2 separate regions of the Homo sapiens genome follow, and region 2 is linked to region 1. Evidence: read pairs that join two places in POLR2A ChIA-PET (ENCODE). Cell type or tissue: Caco-2. All regions are shown on one strand. Links, peaks and the distances in the headings refer to the core of each region. The heading gives the core; the rest is flanking DNA.

What was found. Peaks named below come from ENCODE experiments on the same cell type or tissue, not always from the same donor. Only the 100,000 strongest peaks of a DNase experiment are listed, where the experiment ranks them.
Region 2: POLR2A ChIA-PET joins it to region 1 with 6 read pairs; 13 of 35 experiments call an interaction of 5 or more read pairs at or near these places.

The regions. Positions count from the first base shown.
Region 1 is chr11:87,044,305-87,048,704 of GRCh38, reverse strand. The region is part of intron 1 of TMEM135 (transmembrane protein 135); the gene reads right to left. Among named protein-coding and RNA genes, the nearest start is that of TMEM135, 8.6 kb to the right of the region's middle. In Caco-2, for the core only: no CTCF peak of the experiment used is centred there; no DNase peak of the experiment used is centred there.
Region 2 is chr11:86,988,324-86,992,723 of GRCh38, reverse strand. All of the region lies in intron 2 of FZD4-DT (FZD4 divergent transcript), which reads right to left. Among named protein-coding and RNA genes, the nearest start is that of FZD4-DT, 35 kb to the right of the region's middle. In Caco-2, for the core only: no CTCF peak of the experiment used is centred there; a DNase peak (open chromatin) is centred at 2,023.

The sequences.
Region 1 (4,400 bases), core at 132-4,131:
CTTTCAGGTACACCAATCAGATGTAGATTTGGTCTTTTCACATAGTCCCATATTTCTTGGAGGCTTTGCTCATTTCTTTTTATTCTTTTTTCTCTAAACTTCCCTTCTCGCTTCATTTCATTCATTTCATCTTCCATTGCTGATACCCTTTCTTCCAGTTGATCGCATCGGCTCCTGAGGCTTCTGCATTCTTCACGTAGTTCTCGAGCCTTGGTTTTCAGCTCCATCAGCTCCTTTAAGCACTTCTCTGTATTGGTTATTCTAGTTATACATTCTTCTAAATTTTTTTCAAAGTTTTCAACTTCTTTGCCTTTGGTTTGAATGTCCTCCCGTAGCTCAGAGTAATTTGATCGTCTGAAGCCTTCTTCTCTCAGCTCGTCAAAATCATTCTCCATCCAGCTTTGTTCCGTTGCTGGTGAGGAACTGCGTTCCTTTGGAGGAGGAGAGGCGCTCTGCATTTTAGAGTTTCCAGTTTTTCTGTTCTGTTTTTTCCCCATCTTTGTGGTTTTATCTACTTTTGGTCTTTGATGATGGTGATGTACAGATAGGTTTTCGGTGTAGATGTCCTTTCTGGTTGTTAGTTTTCCTTCTAACAGACAGGACCCTCAGCTGCAGGTCTGTTGGAATACCCTGCCGTGTGAGGTGTCAGTGTGCCCCTGCTGGGGGGTGCCTCCCAGTTAGGCTGCTCAGGGGTCAGGGGTCAGGGACCCACTTGAGGAGGCAGTCTGCCCATTCTCAGATCTCCAGCTGCGTGCTGGGAGAACCACTGCTCTCTTCAAAGCTGTCAGACAGGGACACTTAAGTCTGCAGAGGTTACTGCTGTCTTTTTGTTTGACTGTGCCCTGCCCCCAGAGGTGGAGCCTACAGAGGCAGGCAGGCCTCCTTGAGCTGTGGTGGGCTCCACCCAGTTGGAGCTTCCCGGCTGCTTTGTTTACCTAAGCAAGCCTGGGCAATGGCGGGCGCCCCTCCCCCAGCCTCGTTGCCGCCTTGCAGTTTGATCTCAGACTGCTGTGCTAGCAATCAGCGAGATTCCGTGGGTGTAGGACCCTCTGAGCCAGGTGTGGGATATAGTCTCGTGGTGCGCCGTTTTTTAAGCCGGTCTGAAAAGCGCAATATTCGGTGGGAGTGACCCGATTTTCCAGGTGCGTCCATCACCCCTTTCTTTGACTCGGAAAGGGAACTCCCTGACCCCTTGCGCTTCCCAGGTGAGGCAGTGCCTCGCCCTGCTTCGGCTCGCGCACGGTGCGCGCACACACTGGCCTGCGCCCACTGTCTGGCACTCCCTAGTGAGATGAACCCGGTACCTCAGATGGAAATGCAGAAATCACCCGTCTTCTGCGTCGCTCACGCTGGGAGCTGTAGACCGGAGCTGTTCCTATTCGGCCATCTTGGCTCCTCCCAAAATACACTTTTTTTTTAACAATCTGGCTGTTGTACAATTTAAGATATTCCCCAGAAAATCAAGAGCTCTCTGTTGTAAATTACATAAAACATAGATTCAAAATATTAAATAAATTGTGTGATTACATCTAGATCGAGGTGGAAAAGCAAAGGGGAAAATCGCATGAAATGTAATTAAACAAGCAACAGATAGACCACATAAGGCTCTGAAGGCCATGGTGAGGATTTCACATTGTATTGCATTGGAAAGTCCCTGGAGAGTTATGGGCAGAGGAATAACAAAAGCTGACTTGCATTTTTAAAGGATAATAGATAGGTATTTTATCCTCATTTTATAGATGAGGACACTGAGGTTCACAAATGTTAAGAACCTTGCTCAAGGTCACAATGCCAGTAAGTGGCAGGACTGAGATTCAAGTCCATGCTCTTCCCATCTCTTACAATACCTCTCAAAACTCCTTTACTTCAAGACTCAGTAACACTACCACCTCAATCTCTTCATACAGCTCTGTCTGCTTCTTTCTTTTCCTCTGCTCCAAATATAAGCATTCCCTAGGTTGTCTTCTCTTTCTAAACTCTCTCCCTCGTCGACCTAACCCATAATCATGGGCTCAACTTTCATCTCTAGGATTAGGACATATAAACCTAAATCTCTAGCCTCAGTTTCTCTCTACCCCTGCATTTCTCAATGTCTCATGGTCATTCTCCACTTACATACCGCACTGGTAATTAAAACTCAGTATGTCCCAAAGCAAGCCAGTATGTTTCACTGAAAATATTTTTTCCACAGCACTAACTTCTACATATCCTAATAAGCAAGGCTTAAAATCTTACAGCTTTATTTGATCCTTCGAACTTACATCTTTAAAACTGAGTTACTGGGTTTGTTTTGTTGTTTGTTTATTTGTTTGTTTGTTTGTTTTTTGAGACACAGTCTCGCTCCGTCTCCCAGGCTGGGGAGCTGAGATCTCCACTCGCTGCAAGCGATTCTCCTGCCTCAGTCTCCCAAGTAGCTGGGATTACAGATGCCCACCACCACGCTGGCTAATTTTTGTATTTTTAGTAGGGGAGGGGTTTCAGCATTTGACCAGGCTGGTCTCGAACTCCTGACCTCAAGTGATCCTCCCGCCTCAGCCTCCCAAAATGCTGGTATTACAGGCATGAGCCACCATGCCCGGCCTGAGTTACACTGTTAATCTAATAGTTATATATACTACTTTACTTTTATTTTTATCTGTACCTTATGGCATTTATCTCAATGAATTTGCATTACAGGAGTATATGTGCCTAATCTCCCCTCCTAAACTATAAACTCAATGTAAGAAGTATGTCTCATTCATTTTATTCTTCACCATACCACATAGCACACAGCTGCCACAAACAGCACCCTGCAAATAGCAGACTCAATAAATACTTGGTAAACAAATAGGGGACAAATATTTCAATACCAATAGTCTAGGTTCAGATATTACTAAACTAATCATCAAATATCAGTCTCCCCTTCACCATATATTTCATCAATATTTATTGGCAAATAATGAAAAGAAAGTTTTTAAGAGTCAAAAGTTCAAGCATAGTTTTCTAAAAAATGAATAAAAGGCCTGATTATTCAGACTAATCTCTATCACAATAAAATCAACTAATTAGTTGGATATGAAGGCAATCTGATGGAAAATCTGTTACCAGAGGGATTATTAGTGTAGAATTGACTCCCTCATTCCTCCAGGTGGGTCTCTTTCTACCAATATGTATTTTTATCCCTCATCTATGACAACTAAGAGGCAAATAATGGTAAATCAGAATTGGCCTGCTCTACTCAGAGTTAGCTGCTACAGAAAACAGTGAGTTGAGAAAGTGTTTACTGCAATACTAAGCCCTTACCTCTCAACTGGAAGCGACATGCTAGAGGCTGTAGTTTGTACTCAACAGAGAGCAGCCAAAGAATAACAAGAACTCACATATAAAAACAACTTCAGCCGGGTGCGGTGGCTCACGCCTGTAATCCCAGCACTTTGGGAGGCCGAGGCGGGCGGATCACAAGGTCAGGAGATCGAGACCATCCTGGCTAACAGAGTGAAACCCCGTCTCTACTAAAAATACAAAAAAATTAGCTGGGCGTGGTGGCAGGCACCTGTAGTCCAAGCTACTCGAGAGGCTGAGGCAGGAGAATTGCATGAACCCGGGAGGCGCAGCTTGCAGTAAGCCTAGATCGCGCCACCGCACTCCAGCCTGGGCAACAAAGCCAGACTCCGTCTCAAAAAAATAAAAATAAAAACACCTTCAACAAACTCAAAACGTCACATTAATGAATAGGAAAACCCATTATTCAATTGTTCATTTAAAAAAGACCACATGACGGCCGGGCGTGGTGGCTTACGCCTGTAATCCCAGCACTTTGGGAGGCTGAGGTGGGTGGATCACGAGGTCAGGAGATGGAGACCATCCTGGCCAATACGGTGAAACCCACCTCTACTAAAAATACAAAAATTAGCTGGGCGTGGTGGCGCGGCCTGTAGTCCCAGCTACTCGGCAGGCTGAGGCAGGAGAAGGGCGTGACCCCAGGAGGTGGAACTTGCAGTTAGCCGAGATTGTGCCACTGCACTCCAGCCTGGGCGACAGAGCAAGACTCTGTCTCAAATAAATAAATAAAACCATATGACTTATATCTCCAAAGAGATAATAAGAAATTATGTAAAAATCATTTAGTTATTGAAAAGAAAGATAAAGTGAGCCCCTTATTTACACCCCCATAAGTTAGGTCTCAAGCAAAAATCAAAGAGGGATTATGCACACATTTACAATTCCATGGTCTCCAAAGCTCAGATAATCTAGACAGATATTCTGAGTAGTTTACATTCTTTAATGACTTCAGGGTTTCTTATTTTATTTTTTTAAGCCAAAAACAAAAACAAATGCCTATTACCAAAAACTTTTTAGTCTCATTGCTGGTCTTGTAGCCTCTAGAAAACTTGCTAAAGCACTCACTGCCTTAAAACACT
Region 2 (4,400 bases), core at 295-4,294, 56 kb after region 1:
CTCTTATCGCTTCATGTGTAAAAATTTTATCTCTACCAATTTAGACAGAAACTCTTTTATAGCAGGAAACATTTCATAGATCTCACAGAATTGGGCACTTAACAGATATCCAACATACACATTATTAACTGAATTTTTTTTTTTTCGAGATGGAGTCTTGCTGTGTTGCCCAGGCTGGAGTACAGTGGCGTGATCTCAGCTCACTGCAACCTCTACCTCCCAGGCTCAAGCAATTCTCCTGCCTCAGCCTCCCAAGGAACTGGGATTACAGGCACATGCCACCACACCTGGCTAATTTTTGTATCTGTAGTAGAGATAGGGTTTCACCATGTTAGCCAGGCTGGTCTCAAACTCTTGACCTCAAGTGATCCGCCCACCTTGGCCTCCCAAAGTGTTGGGATTACAGGCGTGAGCCACCATGCCTGGCCTTAACTGAATTTTTGAAGGGGTATTTTCATGAACATATTATAGAAATAACAGTTTGGGGCCATTTTAATCAGCCTCAGTCTGATTTAAGCTACCTATTGCAAAAAAATTATATTGTGTGTCTGGAAAATGTTTTAAAAATTAACCTAATGTTTGAATTATTGATTCATTAGTTCTCTAAGGAGAATATTTTCTTTACATTGAAACTTGTACAGTATGAACCTGTGCCATGGAAACCCATTCTAGCATGCAGTTGTTACAATCAACAAACCACAACATATACAGATTTACTTACTTTCTTTTTTTGAAATACACAAAACATTCATTGTTATGTATAAATATCAGAGATTGGCCTGTAACTTTGAGGCAGTTTTCAAACACAGTTGGGCAAAATCATAAAAGTAGTAGGGAAGGCTGGGTGCAATGACTTACACCTGTAATCCCTGAACCTTGGGAGGCCCAAGCGGGTCAATCACTTGAGGTCAGGAGTTTGAGACCAGCCTGGCCAACGTGGTGAAACCCTGTCTCTACTAAAAATACAAAAATTAGCTGGGCATGACGGCACACACCTGTAATCCCAGCTATTTGGGAGGCTGAGGCAGGAGAATCACTTGAATCTGGGAGGTGGAGGCTGCAGTGAGCCAAGATCGTGCACTCCGCCTGGACAACAAGCTGTGACTCGGTCTCGAAAAAAAAAAAAAAAAAAGTAGTAGAGAAGTAGACAAAACTAGATTATTGTGGGAAGCAGGAAAAAAAAGATTAGTCTAGTTTAGACTTGCCTTAATTATAGTCTATATGTGATGAAATGTGGTAATTTGACACTAGTTGATTTAATGGTATAATCCTTTTTTGCACTAGTAAATCACCACAAATTGCCTTTTATACAAATTATGTTACAAGAAGTATAATTCTATTTGAGAGATTGCTTAAACAAAGGGGGTGGAATTTTAAAGGTGGGCTTTAAAAAGCAGAAACTTTCTTTTCCTCTTAAAAACTGGAATTCCTACAGACTCTAAGCGTCTTTTTAGAAAAAAATACAGGTGTATTTTCCTAGAAACTAAAAACTATGCATAACCCCAAAAGTCCAAAGATAATCACTGCACACATTTTGGAGCAGTTCCTTCTAGTTTTTCGTTCTCTCTCTCTCTTTCATGGAAAAAGACAGATTTATTTTAATATCTATGGTTAGATCATATTGTACATCATAAACATTTTCCCAGATCAGTAAGAACTTTTTGTTAAGTTTTGTGCATTATCTTTTATTTTAGTCATTTTTCAGTATATTATATCCTCCCTCTCCATTTTAGTTTAAAAGATAAACTCATGGTATGTAAAGAGATTTTTCAAGTAAAAATCATTCATAATCCTATTATTCTAGTATAACTATTTCCATTTTTCCTACTCTTTCCCTTTCAGAGCTAATGCTATTACACGACAAATATGCCTCAATTTAACCACGGAATTCTTTTTTCAGAGAGCACCTTATGATGGTGGTTCATGAAATGTTGATCCTAGATCAGCAGGAGCAGCAGCATCATCACTTAGGAATTTGTTAAAATGCAAATTCTCAGGCTCCTACTGAATCCAGAAACCGGGGAGGGAGGAGAGACAGAAATGTGTGTGTGTGTGTGTGTGTGTGTGTGTACAAGCTATGAAGCAATTCTGACACACATTGAAGTTTGAGAACTATTGTCTTATGGAATCAACAATTTGCAGATCATTCTTTGGGAAGCAGTCTGCAAAAGTGCCTTTCTGACCAGTCTCTATATTTCCTGGAAGGTTTTAGATAAAAACCGCTGGCTGCCTCTATTCCCTCAAGGGTAGAATAAGGATATATTAGCTACCTTCCAAGATAAGGATTAAATACAATAATTAGTAAAAGTGTTCTGTAAACTATAAGTAGTGAAATGGTATATAGATAGAGTTATTGTAATGGTGACCCTGAGTCTAAGCTGACAGACTTATATTACTAAGCTCTGGGGAAAGCCAAGTGGAATGTGGACACAGATGGTTCTTAACTTTCACACAGTCAACTTTTATACAGCCCGATTTTCACACATTACACATGCCACCCCTAAAATGCCTTTCCAACACCAAATCTGGAATTTCATACACTTGCAGTTTAATGAGCAATTTGAGGTATCCCATGGCTGCACCACCTGCCAGCCCACAGCCCTACTTTGGCAGGGCCACATCTTTTTCTGTTCAGCAGTTTTTGTCCATATTTTATTGCATCTTGCCATGATTATTTATAAAGAAAACAGGAGAGAAACTGTCCTCAGTCATGTTTAGTTTCTATTACATTTCTTTGGCAGTCTTAGGCTATGATTGTTCCTATTTTTATGAACATGATAGCCTCTCAAATATCTCCTAGTACACAAATTAGTATTTCTTGCAAGTTCACTGCTCTCTGAGACATCTCTGCTTCCTCTGGTCAGTTTGTCCTTTCTCCTTCTTAATCTTGATGTCTGTCTGGTGATCGCTAGTTGTCTGTTTGGATTTTAGGTATCTGGCATGGGCTTCCTCTGCAGCTACTCAGACTTGTTTTTCCCAACAGGTCTCTCCCCTAAAAGAAAGTGTGGCTGTGGCTGTGTGTAAGTGGATGGGGCTTGATCAAAAGATGTCACTTTAGGGAGCATGGGCATGGGGCAGACAAGCAGGCTGAAGACCCTTTGCCTTCCCTACCTCATTACTAGAATAAGTAGGGTTTTACTTTGGCATGGGAAGACTTCAATACATTTTTTTCCTAAGCAAAGATAACATAGTTTTTATTTCTCCTGGGTCTATTTTGGAAGTGTCTATTTGTCTTTCTCAGCTCTCTATCCCCATACAACATTATCCCTCCAAATAGGAAGTTTACATTATTTGGAGGGGTAGTCTCTTGGGGTTTTAACCCAGGGTCCAGGGCTGCTGCGGCTGCTGGCTACTCAGTGGTGGTGGTAATGGGGGATCCGGGACATGACTGGCTTTGCTGCTCCCGGATGCAGGTCTGTAATTAATTATCCTGACACTTGTCTCAGGACCCCCTTCTGCTTTTGACTTGTAGTCACCCTGACTCTGAGCTATCGATCTCTCTAGAACAGTAGCTCTCTAAGTATAGTGCCTGAACTAGCAGCATCAGCAGCACCTCGGAACTTGTTAAAAAGGCAAATTGTTTATCCAGAATAATGCTGATAAACATTTGGTTGTTTCTAGATTTTTGACTATTATAAGTAACGCTTCTGTGAACATTCTTACACAGATGTTTTTATGAATATTATCTTTTCATTTCGTAAATTCCTAAAAGTAGAATTGCAGGACAAACTCAATCTAATCCAATCCCAAAATTCTACATAATTATGATCCACTGATGGTACAGTGTTATGAATTTATTGTTTTTATGGTTGCCAGATAAAATATAGCATGTCCAAAATAGTGCATTTGGGACATACTTATACTAAACAATTGTCTGTTGTCTATCTGAATTCGAATTTAACTGAGCGTGTCCAGTATTGTTTTAATTTTTGCTAAGTCTGTCAACCCTAAATCTTTTTAAAATTTTCATTTATGTTAATTTAAGGGCTTTGGAGGGTGGGAAAAGCAAGATTGACTTGCATAATCATTTCATCACCTCGATCCAAGAAAGAAATTTGGTAAAGGCTGATAAGCCATTTCAGTTAGCATCATAATTTATTGATCAGTCCACTCATTTCCCTGCAAAATACCTTGCCCAAGCCAGTGAAACATCACCATCAGAAAGTCCTCCTTCCTAACACTAAATCAATGTCTTATGTCAACAAAATGTCACATAAGTTGGCTAACAGCCAGAATTTGAGGTAAGAAATTACTTTAGGTCAGTAATTTTATTGTCTGTATTCAATGTTTGTCTTTTGAACATTTTTAATAATCACATATATATTGTATAAGACTCGGGTTTCTATTTTTAATTCAAGATTAAAATATTTATAATATATAATAGGGAATTTATATTATTT